Linked DNA regions of Homo sapiens: region 2 is linked to region 1. Evidence: read pairs that join two places in POLR2A ChIA-PET (ENCODE). Cell type or tissue: CD4-positive, alpha-beta T cell. All regions are shown on one strand. Each heading gives the region's core, and the rest is flanking DNA. Links, peaks and the distances in the headings are about the cores only.

Region 1 (6,959 bases), core at 1,744-5,743:
GCTATTTCATAAATATTCCCGAACCAAGATCCTCAGGAAGAATACCATTTATAATGGATAGTTTTGGGATACATACTGTCTGTTAAGAAAGAAAATAGAATATTTCTGATTAGTCACACAATTTACAACTATTTTAAAATGTCAGAGATTTATTACTGTTTCTAGCCTCAAAGCTTATCTTTCTATATTGCTATTACCCACACATTTGCTCCTTGAAATTACTAAATTTTCCTCAAAATGAGAGTCTGAGATTTAGCATATACCTCTGCAGTCACTTTACACAATTGTAATCCCCAATCCACTACATCCGTTAAGCTATACCATTGTTTTCCACATTATCTTCATTTTATTTTGCATTCTGTCAAGTAAAATGAGATTTAAGGCTGGCCTTGTAAGTACTGCTTAATGATATAACCAATGCTGTAATCAGTCACCATCATCTGTGCAATGACTTTGTGGCTTGCTGAAATGCAAATATGTGAGGAAAATTTAACACATAAAACTTTTATTAGTGTTTCTATACGTCTGGGAAAAGTGATTCATTAAACTTTTTAATAAGATTGACATAGATTGAGAAAAAGAAGTTTTGATAAGTAAAAGGAAGTGAACAGAGATGGCAGTGGGAATAGGGGATGAGGGTGCACAGACACACATACACCCACAGAGCACATTACCCTTGCTTTGCAAACCCAGTAAGAAATGCTTTGCAGTGCAAATGACCACAGAACCAGCAGGAATCGAGGTTATCTTGCTAAGCACAGAAGAAGATACCCAGCAGAAGAGTCCAGCTCCTGGTTCTTAACTAAAGTAAACAATAAATATCATAGTCACTTAAATTATCAACAATGTATTTAAGTAATACCCCCAGATGGTCTACAACATGCAAACTAAAAAATGTAGAATTTAATCCTGATAAGATCAGTTAATTGCGAGTGCTTTGCTTCTATATTCTTCTCTTTAACAAAACATGACAAGATTAAGTCTCAGCAAAGAATGGCTTTAAGTGCCTAGGGGAAAACCTCTTAAGAGCAAAACATATGTCTTTATACATTAATATTAATATTTGTAATTTCCTATTTTGAAAAATTATATCAGCATTTCCCTAGGTTGTATAATAATCAGTAGGCACATTAGCCTGATGATTAAAACAATTTTTTTTAAGTTAAAACAAATGCTTTTAAATGGGCACTTGCAATAAAAGATAAATCAGATGTGGTAATGGCTTCTTTTGCAAAAGCCATGTGTAAACAGCACATAAAGATGACAAGTCAAGCAGTAGGAGCCCATTCTTCAGCCAAAAAAGGAAACAAATGAAGACAGAAGAACAAAAATTACCGAAAGGAGAAACATCCTCTGGTTCCCACCCCCAAAAGCTTGTAAATAATAGTTTTGTACAGTTTCAGTGGACAACTCAGGCCACTTAGAAGTTTGAAAAAGGACATTAGAATCACAAGCACTCAAGATGGGGATAAACTAACAACAGAGTAACCATGGGCTAGCAAAAGGTGATGTTAAAATTCTGTCTTTCCTTTCTAGTGTGACATTCTTTATCATGCAATACATTTCTCTTCATTCTAATTTTTCTCTCTTGGATGTACCCTCTCTCGCCTTTTTTTTTTCAAGGTTGTATGCTATTAGTTTCTAGCTAGAAATATATCCTTATAGTGCTCACTAGCTTCTCCATGAAACTCAGAGTCATTTTCACAGTCTATTGCTATTCTCTGGTATATAAAGATTACATTTGTATAAAATCTGGATAAAGGGGCTTATTCCGGAAGATGTGGGCCTTTACTAGAGTTGATAAAATTGCTTATGATAGGAAAATAATTCCACAATGCAGCCTCTCACAAAGGACAGCAAATGAAATTAGCCAATGATAATTATCTGTCAAACATTGTTTTTATAATTTCCTAAATAGTGCTGTTATTAGATTATCCCCAGAATAGGTGAACGTAAAAGCAAACAGCTTCAAAATCCATGCCGGATGCAAAATTTTAACTATTAGGTAATAGAAAATTTTGCCTTTACACTGCACTCACCAGCAAGGACTCCACAGATCAAATGAGTGTTCTCAAATCTGAATAGATCTACAGAGGTCAAAGTGCTTGGGCAAATATTAAAGGTTATACTAAGCATGTCTAACAGACCAGAAGCGTTTGGTGGTCAGTTTTATTTCATTACACTATGAAGGGTAGGGGTGGAGGGATGAAGGTGGAGAAAAAGGAGCTATGACCAGTACAAAAACTCTGAAGTTAGAATGGAACAAAATTGAATTTGTTTGGCTGGATTTCACAGAAGTCTCAGTTCTAAAAATTGATTAAAGTCATAATAAGCATTTAAGAAAATTTGATATCTAGAAAACAGTTACCTTGAGGTTAGGCCCAGTGGCTCACGCCTGTAATCCCAGCACTTTGGGAGGCTGAGGTGGGCAGATCACTTCAGGTCAGGAGTTCGAGACCAGCCTGACCAACCTGGTGAAACCCCATCTCTACTAAAAATACAAAATTAGCCAGGCGTGGTGGCGGGTGTCTGTAATCCCAGCTACTCAGGAGGCTGAGGCACAAGAACAGCTTGAACTCGGGAGGCGGAGGTTGCAGTGAGCCGAGATCACACCACTGCACTCCAGCCGGGGTGACAGAGTGAGACTCCGTCTCAAAAACGAAACAAAACAAACAAAAAACCCAAGAAATAGTTACCTTGATTCTACAGAACCAATGCAACAGACAGCTATTATTATAGAAAATTATTATTGAATATTAACTAGCTATGTTTTATCTTCTTGAGAAATCGTATAATAGTGAAAATGGCTTTCTGTGTTAGCATTTTCAACAAACTCATAAAAGAAACATGGCTTTGGAGAAATACTACAAAGTTATTTTACTTAGATCACAAGGTACATACTTTGAGCTAGTAAATAGACCACTCTAAAATGTGAAGTGTTAGGTTTTTTTTTTTTTTTTTGAGACAGAGTTTCGCTCTTGTTGCCCAGGCTGGAGTGCAATGGTGTGATCTCAGCTTACTGCAACCTCCGCCTTCCAGGTTCAAGCAATTCTCCTGCCTGAGCCTCCCGAGTAGCTGGGATTACCGGCATGTGCCACCACACCTGGCTAATTTTGTATTTTTAGTAGAGACAGGGTTTCTCGATGTTGGTCAGACTGGTCTCAAACTCCCGACCTCAGGCGATCCACCCAGTTCGGCCTCCCAAAGTACTGGGATTACAGGCGTGAGCCACAGTGCCCAGCCGAAGCATTAGTTTGAAATAATCACCTGAATAATATAATAAAATCTAGAGCTGTGAGAGTTAAGAGAAGGTTTACCCAAGGTGAAGTAAGAGATAAAGTGATATACCTTCTGTCGATTTCACATTACAGGAACAAGCTCTCCTCACACCCACATACCCACACCCACACCATTCTTCACTTTTCAGTAAGATTAGAGTGGCAATACTGAAGAGTTATTAACTACAAATTTGTACAGTGCTTTTAAAAAGCCCATAAAAGACAAATTCATCATACTAAAATGTTTCTAACAGATGTGACAACTACATCTGTTGTAGTGACTAATTAAATTGGTTAGAAAAAAATTATTTTTAAAACTTGGCATAGTCAAATTAGTTCAAAGCTGATTTAAAATAACATTCTGAGAACTGAATGCACACCAGTAGGTTGTCTCTGTCTTACGACTAAGCAAAAGACAACTAATTATTGGGCCACAGAGAAGAGTGAATATAAGGAAAAACAAGAGAAAGACTAGCTGACAGCAATCTCTTGCTGATCGGCTGAAAACAGAGGTTCATTTGGATTTTTTTGGTAGTAGGTCTATGAACAGCATTATTAACTCCTACTTCCTTAATGATTAGTAGCAACCAGAATCACATTTGCAATAAATAAGATTTATTCATAAGTTTACACATTAACAGAGCAAATAATGTGAGAAAAATATCAAAGAAAATGTCCCAAAGGGACTAAAGATTTCTTAGGCTTAAATATCATGCTGAATTGTTAATGAATAATTAATTTACTCAGCTAAGTATTAGAGCAAAAGGAGCCTGGCCAAGGGAAATGAAAGAAACATGTGCATAGGGATTTATTAGAAAGTACTTCCGCAAAACCAGGCTCAGTGGCTCACACCTGTAATCCCAGCACTTTGGGAGGCTGGGGAGGGTGGATGGCCTGAGCTCAGGAGTTTGAGACCTGCCTGGGCAACATGGTAAAACCCTGTCTTTTAGCAAGGTGTGACACACACCTGTGGTCCCAGCAACTTGGGAGGCTGAGGTGGGAGGACTATTTGAGGCCAGAAGGTCGAGACTTCAGTGAGATGTGATTGCATCACTGCACTCCAGCCTGGGAGACAGAGTGAGACCCTGTCTCAAAAAAAAAAAAAAAGAAAAAAAGGGGCCAGGCACAGTGACTCACGCCTGTAATTCCAGCACTTTGGGAGGCCAAGGTGGGCGGATCATTTGAGGTCCAGAGTTCAAGACCAGCTTGGCCAAAATACTAAAAATGCAAAAATTAGCCGGGTGCGGTGGTTCGCGTCTGTAATCCCAGCTACTCGGGAGACTGAGGCAGGAGAATCGCTTGAACCCGGGAGGGAGAGGTTGTAATGAGCCAAGATTGCGCCACTGCACTTTGGCCTGGGCTACAGAACGAAGGTCCGTCTCAAAATAAATAAATAAATAAATAAATAAATAAATAAATAATGTTGCTTTATCTTATTCTGACTTATTGGTAAATACTGCCCAAAAAAGCTGTGAATTGGGGAATTCTCCTCAGAGAAATATATATTTTTTTCTTTTTTTTGAGATAAGAGTTTTGCTCTTGTCGCCCAGGCTGGAGTGCAATGGCACAATCTCAGCTCACTGCAACCTCCGCCACCCAGGCGGAGCAATTCTCCTGCCTCAGCCTCCCGAGTAGCTGGAACTACAGGCCCGCGCAATCATGCCTGGCTAATTTTTTGTATTTTTAGTAGAGATGGAGTTTTTCCCATGTTGAACAGGCTGGTCTTGAACTCCTGACCTCAGGTGATCCTCCCACCTCAGCCTCCCAAAGTGTTGGGATTACAGGTGTGAGCCACTGCACCCAGCCACTAATTATTACTTTCAAAACAGATTTCTCGCTGGGTGCGGTGAGAGGCTGAGGAAGGTGGATCAACTAAGGTCAGAAGTTTGAGACCAGCCTGGCCAACATGGTGAAACTCCATCTCCACCAAAAATACAAAAATTAGCCAGGCATGGTGGTACGTGCCTGCAATCCCAGCTACTTGGGAAGCTGAGGCAGGAGAATCACTTAAACCTGGGAAGTGGAGGTTGCCGAGATCGTGTCACTGCACTCCAGCCTGGGTGACAGGAAGACTCCACCTCAAAAAAAGAAAAAAAAAAAAAGGTAATAATTAGAAAGAGGGACACTTCTAAGACGTTTTCTGTAGATACCCAATCTTAAATTTATACCAGCGCTTAAAACACTAAAGTATACCAAAAGCTCAAAGTAAAAATCATTTTTCTGGCGGGGCGAGGGGGCTCATGCCTGTAATCCCAGCACTTTGGGAGACTGAGGCGGGCAGATCACCTGAGATCAGGAGTTCAAGACCAGCCTGGCCAACACAATAAAACCCCATCTCTACTAAAAATACAAAAAATTAGCTGAGCGTGGTGGCAGGCGCCTGTAATACCAGCTACTCTGGAGGCTGAGGCAGGAGAATCACTTTAACCCGGGAGGCGGAGGTTGCCGTGAGCCGAGATCGCACCATTGCACTCCAGCCTGGGCAACAAGAGCGAAATTTTGTGTCCAAAAAAAAAAAAAATCATTTTACTTTCTTTACCATGTTCATTATATATCTCTAAAACTTGGCTAAAGAAAAGGTGAATTTGGGAATTGTGGTTTCTTTATTCTTTAGGGGGAAATGGAGGCAGATCCTTAAAACAAACCAAATGAAGGGGATATCTAGGATCATCACTGAATATAAGACCACAGTTAACACAATGCAATTTGGAAAACTGGCAGAAACGGGGTGCTGTGGTGGTTACAGTACATATTTTATTATTTATTTTTTGTAGAGACGGGGTCTTGCTCTTGCTTAGGATGGAGTACAGTGGCATGATTATAGCTCAGTGCAACCTCAAACTCCTGGGTTCAAATGATCCTCTTACCTCAGGCTCCCGTGTAGCTGGGACTACAGGCATGCCATCATGCCCAGCTAATTTTTTTTTGGTAGAGATGGGTCTTGAGCTCCTGGACCCAAGTGATCCTTCTGGCCTCAAGTGATCCTCCTGCCTCAGCCTCCCAAAGCGCTGGGATTACAGGCATGAACCATCACGCCCAGCAGTATGTATTTTTGATTACAGTTCAGGTGTACCCTGACTGCTTAATAGAAATGAATGTCTCATCTTTTGTTTTCCATTTCTAATCATAAATAAAGACAAAAAATACTTTGACATTGAGTGAAGATGCTAAGATCCCAACTACAATTCTCCAAAACAGTACAAAGGCAGCAAACATAATAAACCACTTTTCTGGTCTGTACCAGGGGTCCTCAAACTATAAGCAGCAGGCCAAATCTCACCCCCTCTTTTTCTTTTTTTTGAGACGGAATCTTGCTCTTTCACCCAGGCTGGAGTGCAGTGGTGCAATTTTGGCTCACTGCAATGTCTGCCTCCCAGGTTCAGGCGGTTCTCAGTCTCCCGAATAGCTGAGATTATAGGCGTGCGCCACCATACCTGGCTAATTTTTGTATTTTAGTAGAGACAGGGTTTCACCATGTTGGCTAAACTGGTCTCAAACTCCTGACCTTAAATGATCTGCCCATCTTGGCCTCCCAAAGTGCTGGGATTACAGGCGTGAACCACTGCACCCAGCCACCCTCTCCTTATTTTTCTATTGCTATGAGCTAAGAATGGTATTTACATTTTAAAATGGTTAGGAAACTAATAGAATAATATTTAGTAATATGTAAAATTATACAAA
Region 2 (6,959 bases), core at 1,159-5,158, 150 kb after region 1:
CATCACTTAGTCAAGTCACTCCACATCTTGGGGCCACAGTTTTCTTATCTCTAACTGAAGAAATAGGCCAAATGACTTCTGAAGTCCCTTCTGAAGTTTTAGATTGTGCTTCTAATTTTGACTATTAATTACCAAGTACAAAAAACATACAAGTCTAATAAATGCAAAAAGCTAGAGCACCCTAAGATAAGAATGAAGAAAGTGGGAATTAGACTTGGAAGGCCAGAGAAGAAAGGGCAAATAAATCATGCCAAGGTTAGAACAGCGTAAGAAGGATATGAGAGACAAACTTTTAATAATGAGAAGTATACTAGGTGAGGCAAAGGAAGCTAGGCTAAGGATATTTGATCAGATAAGCAATAATAAACTACAGTAACTTTTTTTTTTTTTTTTTGAAACAGAGTCTCGCTCTGTCACCAGGCTGGAGTGCAATGGCACAGTCTCGGCTGACTCCAACCTCTGATTCCCTGGTTCAAGCGATTCTCCTGCCTCAGCCTCCCGAGTAGCTGGGATTACAGGCATGTGCCACCACGCCCAGCTAATTTTTGTATTTTTAGTAGAGACGGGGTTTCTCCATGTTGGCCAGGATGGTCTCGATCTCATGACCGCATGGTCTGCCTGCCTCAGCCTCTCAAAGTGCTGAGATTACAGAAGTGAGCCACCATGCCTGGCCTACAGTAACTCTTAAGGAGAGAGATTACCTACTCGATGGAAGCTCTATTTGAAGAAGATGAGTATGGCAAGATAAACTGGAATGAATATGGCAAAAGGAAAAAGACTAGAGGGAAGAAGATCAACTAAGCAGTTATAAGCAGTTAGTGCGTAGATCTTGGGGGGGGGGGGGTGTGTGTGTGTGTGTGTGTGTGTGTGTGTTTTGAGACAGGATGTTGCTCTGTCTCCCAGGCTGGAGTGCAAATGGCGTGATCTTGGCTCTCTGCAACCTCTGCCTCTCAGGCTCAAGCAATTCTTGTGCCTCAGACTCCCGAGTAGCTGGCTACAGGCATGCGCACCACAGCACCGGGCTAACTTTTTTTGTATTTTTGTGTAGAAACAGCGTTTCGCCATGTTGGTCATGCTGGTCTCGAATTCCTGAGCTCAGGTGATCAGCCTGCCTCATCCTCCCAAAGTGCTTGGATTACAGGTGCAAGCCACTTCACCTGGCCAGATCTTGATTTATTTATTTATGCTTTTTCTTTTTTTGATACAGGGTCTCACTTTGTCAACCAGGATAGAGTACAGTGGCATGAACATGGCTCACAGCTGCCTCAACCTCTCAAGCTCCAGCGATCCTCCCTCAGCCTCCTGAGTAGCTGGGACCACAAGGATGCGCCACCACCCCTGGCTAGTTCTGTTCATTTTTTGTAGGGACAAGGCCTCACTATGTTGTCCATGACTCAAGCAATCCTTCTGCCTCAGCCTTCCAAAGTGCTGGGAGTACAGGCGTTTGAGTCACCGTGCCTGGCCAGATCTTGGTTTCTAATGCCATTATCCAATAAAAGGAATGGGGACTCCTTGGAGAAATGACTGATTCTAGGAGCCGGGCAGGAAATATGCAAGATGAGCCTGGAGCATTTTGTAGTACCACAAAGTAGGAAAGTATTAAAATACACACACACACACACACACACACACACACACACACACAATGTCAAAAGAACCAGAGGCCAACCAAAAGAGCACCTGATGGCCAAAGCTGGAACAATTTGAGCAACAAAATAAATGAAGTAATACTGGATTAAAACCCAAAGTGTAAAATAAATATCCATATCAGTATGACTCCACACTGATATAAATGATTGAACAGATGAGGAAAAATAAAGTCTCTGATGCAGAATTACAAATAATTTGTGTAGATATTTTGCCCTCAAGGAGGTAGAGTACAACTCTCCACTCCTTAGGTGTGGGCTATGCATAGTGACTTTCATCTAAAGAGTACAGTATGGAAAAGGGGGGAAAGTATCTTTACAGCAGAGAAACCTGATAAACTACCTTAAGACCAAGGTCAACATCAGTAGTGATAAGTCATATTGATAGGATGTACCCTTGATAGGAAGTAATGAGAATGATACTTTACCTCTCTGGGTCTTCCTCCCAAAAACACATTATCAAGTCTAATAATGACAAAAACATCACACAAATCCCAACTGAGGCAATCTTACAAATATCTGACCAACAACCCTCAAAACTGTCAAGATCATCAAAAACAAAGCAAGTCTGAGAAACAATCACAACCAAGAAAACTGTAAGGAGAAATGAGTACTAGACATAATGTGGTATCCTGGATGGTATTCAGGAACAGGAAAAAGACATTAGGAAAAAAACCTGAGGAAATCTGAATAAAATATGAACTTTAGTTAACAATAATGTATCAATATCAGTTTACTAATGTTAAAAATATACTATACTAATATATTAATAATAGAGGAAACTGCAGTGTGGGGTATATAGGGACTCTGTACTATCTTCACAATAAATCTGTAAATCTAAAACCGTGTGTGTGGTTTTTTTAGACTAGGTCTTGCTTTGCCCAACATGACATACTGAGGACACATCACCTCTGTATTCTTCCCAAAAATCTACTATCTAATCGTGGAAAAAAATCAGACAAACCCCGACTGGCATTTTGTAAAACACCTGGCCGATACTCTATGAACGCATCAATGCTATGAAATGCAAGGAGATACTATCACAGATTGGAGGAGACTAAGGAAGACATAACCACTAAATGCAATGTGATAGCCTAGATTGAATCCTGGTCATCCTAGGTGACAATAAATTATGACTTGTGAAAATCTGAATAGGATGAAAGTTTACCACTACCCTAACCACAATAGAAGAGAGTTCCAAATCCAATCACAGTGCTGCACATCAGTTTTGAAGTCAGCTAAACATTGAGTCTTAGCACCCTCAGTTACTAGCTTCATGACCTTAGATAAGTTACCTCTCCCAGTCTGACTTTATGATTCATAAAAGGAAAATACCACCAGCTAAGGTGTGTTATTGCTGTAAGAATATTAAGCAAAGTGCAGTAAATCTTACTTATTTCTCTCTTCCTATCTTTTCTGCTTTTTGAGCAGAACAAGACAGACTCAAAGACAAATGTTGCCATCTATTTATCATCAAAATATAGTGAACACGGCAAATATGTTTGATCCAAAATGCTTTTCTGTTGCTGCCCTTTATTGATTCAAGCTCAAATGTTAAAGAAAAAAATACATAAAGACAAAACTTTTTCAAAAAATTAAATATACAAACTAAATATACCAAATATATTCAACTCAAATATATTCACAATACTAACAGTATTGGGCTCTCAACATTTAAATTGTCAACTGAGGTATTTAAAAATCTAACAAAATGTCTATACGTGTCTTTGTAAAACAAGAAAATCCTGGAAAAAAGCTTTAGTTCTTCGGTCACTAACTACTCATATTTCTTTGTTCTACTTGTAAACCCTTGACCTCCAGAAAGCTACCCCAAAAATAAAACAACGAATAATATTAATGACAAATATCAAGGCCATACTATCACAGAGCAAGTTTGCTTCTAAGTGATTTGCAGAGCATATGGTCTTTTAATATTCTACTTGATTTTCACTACCAAAAGAAGAGATGAAGAGAATTAGAGTTGACATGGAAGAGAAAATGTACTGAGAGCCTGACAAAACAAGAATATCTAGTCTAAAACTTAACAGAGGAGAAAGATCTTAGACTGAAAATATATAACTAGTTTGGCCTGTTTTTCATCTCCACATTAACAATAACATGAATTATTTGGGAAAAAAAAGATATCTGCTTTTTTTTTTTAAAGGAGGTAGGAGAGAAGCATAAAAAAAAAAAAGGAGAAAAAGCAGCAGCTTTGGCTCCTGGAAGAAAAGATAAAAATATAGAGGCCAGGCATGATGCTCATGCCTGTAATCCCAGCACTTTGGGAGGCCAAGGAGAGTGGATCACCTGAGGTCAAGAGTTCGAGATCAGCCTGGCCAACATGGCGAAACTCCATCTCTACTAAAAATACAAAAATTAGCCAGGTGTGGTGGCACCCACTTGTAATCCCTGCTACTCAGGAGGCTGAGGCAGAAGAATCACTTGAATTCGGGAGGCGGAGGCTGCAGTGAGCTGAGATAGTGCCACTGCACTCCAGCCTGGGCAACAGAGCAAGACTCCATTTCAAAAAAAACAAAAAACAAAACAAAACACTACAAGTTTCTAGTTGAACATTAAATCCAAGAAAATGATTCACATGAAGCAACTTATAATAACCAAACAATTGCAATAAATGCTTAAAATATAGACTAGGCATATTACAACCTCTTGGTTCATCTCTTAAGATTACTTACTATGCAGAAGTAGATTTACTGTTAAAATAAGCTTAAGCTCAGGGCCCTCATTTGTACTGGCCCCTGCCAAGGCCACCAAGCTAAAAGGAAGACTGAATTATCTTTGTGCTGTCTCTATTGAAAATATTACAAAGTCATTGGTCGGGCGCGGTGGCTCACGCCTGTAATCCTAGCACTTTGGGAGGCCGAGGCGAGTGGATCATGAGGTCAGGAGATCGAGACCATCCTGGCTAACACAGTGAAACCCTGTCTCTACCAACAATACAAAAAAAAAAAATCAGCCAGACGTGGTGGCGGGCGCCTGTAATCCCAGCTACTCGGGAGGCTGAGGCAGGAGAACTGCTTGAACCCGGGAGGCGGAGGTTGCAGTAAGCCGAGATCGCACCACTGCACTCCAGCCTGGGCAACAGAGCGAGACTTTGTCTCAAAAAAAAAAAAAAAATTACAAAGTCATAATATAAAACTCTTTAGAGGAGTATGAAGCCAAAAATACAGAAAAAAATGAACTATGACACCATATCAGTTAATTAAAATGTTAAGCTATTTTTCTAAATTTTGTGATATTTGTGCTATTTTTCAGCCTTTTTTTTTTTTTTTTTTAATGACAGAGTCTTACTCTGTTGCCAAGGCTAGAACCACCTTAGCTTCCCAAGCTCAAGTGACCCTCCCACCTCAGCCTCCCGAGTAGCTGGGACCACAGGTACATGCCACCACGTCCCATTAATTTTTAAATTTTTTGTAGAGGTGTGGTATCATATGTTGCCCTGGCTAGTATGAAACTCCTGGGCTCAAGCTATCCTCCTACGTCAGCCTCCCAAAGTGCTGGGATTACAAGCATGAGCCACCATGCTCAGCCTATTTTTCAGCTTTTTAAAATATGTAACTTGTGGTTTTCTCATTCTAGATAGGTATTTGTTTTCATCCCTAGTTTTGTATTCATAATTTTGTATTTTTTCCTAAAAAGTCTCTGTTGATAAGTATTCTGAATACTGATGGAATAATTTAGTCTGCCTCATACTTTCAGTATCATGTATTTAAGATATGTTTAAAAATCTCCCTTCCCATCATGGATCTTGGGTATTATTTATCACAAGGTACAATATACCACAGGATTTTTATTGAGAACTTTTATTTCTTAAAAGCATATTCAGCCAGAGAAAAATTACAGGTAAAAAAGGTGATGAAATGGGCCAGGTGCGGTGGCTCACGCCTGTAATCTCAGCACTTTGGGAGGCTGAGGCGGGCGGATCACCTGAGGTCAGGAGTTCGAGACCAGCCTGGCCAACAAGGTGAAACCCCGTCTCTACTAAAAATACAAAAATTAGCCAGGCATGGTGGTGTGTGCCTATAATCCCAGCTACTAGGGGGTCTGAGGCTGAAGGATCACTTAAACCTGGGAGGCGGAGGTTGCAGTGAGTCAAGATCGTGCCACTGCACTCCAGCCCAGGCAACAGAGAGAGACTCAGTCTCAAATTAAAAAAAAAACACACACACACACAGTTCAGGGCCAGATGTAGTGGTTCATGCCTGTAATCCCAGCACTTTGGGAGGCTGAGGAAGGACAATGTCTAGAGCCCAAGAGTTCAAGACCAGCCTGGGCAATATGACAAGACCCCGTTTCTATAAAAAAAAAAATTTTTTTTTTTTTAATTAGCTGGTGTGGTGGTGTGTGTCTGTAATTCCAACTACTCAGAAGGCTGCGGCGGTAGGATCACTTGAGCCCAGGAGTTCAAGGCTGCAGTGAGTTATGTTGGTGCCACTGCACTCCAGCCTGGGCAACAGAGTAAGACTCTGTTTCTTTAAAAAAAAAAAAAAAAAAAAAGGAAGCAACATATTGTATAATTCTATTTATATGAAATGTCTAGAATAGGTAAATCTAGAGAGACATAAAGTAGTTAGTGCTTACCTAGGACTGGGGTTGCAGGGTGGGGAATGGGGAATGACTGCTAATGAATATGAAGTTTCTTTTCAGGGGGATGAAAATGTTCAAAAATTAGATTGAGATGATGGCTGCACAACCCCATAAACACACTAAAAAACATTAAATCGTATACTTTAAATGGTTAAATCATATGATATGTTAATTATATCTCAATAAAGTCTTTAAAAAAAAAAAAAAAAAAAAAAAAGAAGGCCCAGTGCCAGGCGCGGTGGCTCACGCCTGTAATCCCAGCACTTTGGGAGGCCAAGGCGGGCAGATCATCTGAGGTCAGGAGTTCGAGACTAGCCGCCTGACCAACATGGATAAACCCCGTCTCTACTAAAAATACAAAATTAGCCAGGCGTGGTGGCGCATGCCTCTAATCCCAGCTACTCGGCGGGCTGAGGCAGGAGAATCGCTTGAACCCGGGAGGCAGAGATTGCGGTGAGCCAAGATCGCGCCATTGCACTCCAGCCCCGGCAACAAGAGTGAAACTCCGTCTCAAAAAAAATAGTAAAAATTGGCCGGGCGCAGTGGCTCACGCCTGTAATCCCAGCACTTTGGGAGGCCGAGGCGGGCGGATCACAAGGTCAGGAGATCGAGACCATCCTGGCTAACACGGTGAAACCCCGTCTCTACTAAAAAAAAAATACAAAAAATTAGCCGGGCACGGTGGCAGGCACCCGTAGTTCCAGCTAC

The links. ChIA-PET counts read pairs that join two places held together with the same protein. Peaks named below come from ENCODE experiments on the same cell type or tissue, not always from the same donor. Only the 100,000 strongest peaks of a DNase experiment are listed, where the experiment ranks them.
Region 2: POLR2A ChIA-PET joins it to region 1 with 6 read pairs; 3 of 35 experiments call an interaction of 5 or more read pairs at or near these places.

The regions. Positions count from the first base shown.
Region 1 is chr1:29,077,838-29,084,796 of GRCh38, reverse strand. All of the region lies in intron 16 of EPB41 (erythrocyte membrane protein band 4.1), which reads right to left. Among named protein-coding and RNA genes, the nearest start is that of TMEM200B, 43 kb to the left of the region's middle. In CD4-positive, alpha-beta T cell, for the core only: no CTCF peak of the experiment used is centred there; no DNase peak of the experiment used is centred there.
Region 2 is chr1:28,929,353-28,936,311 of GRCh38, reverse strand. All of the region lies in intron 1 of EPB41 (erythrocyte membrane protein band 4.1), which reads right to left. All of the region lies in intron 1 of LOC124903886 (a long non-coding RNA gene), which reads left to right. Among named protein-coding and RNA genes, the nearest start is that of EPB41, 18 kb to the right of the region's middle. In CD4-positive, alpha-beta T cell, for the core only: no CTCF peak of the experiment used is centred there; a DNase peak (open chromatin) is centred at 2,851; H3K27ac peaks cover 751 bases.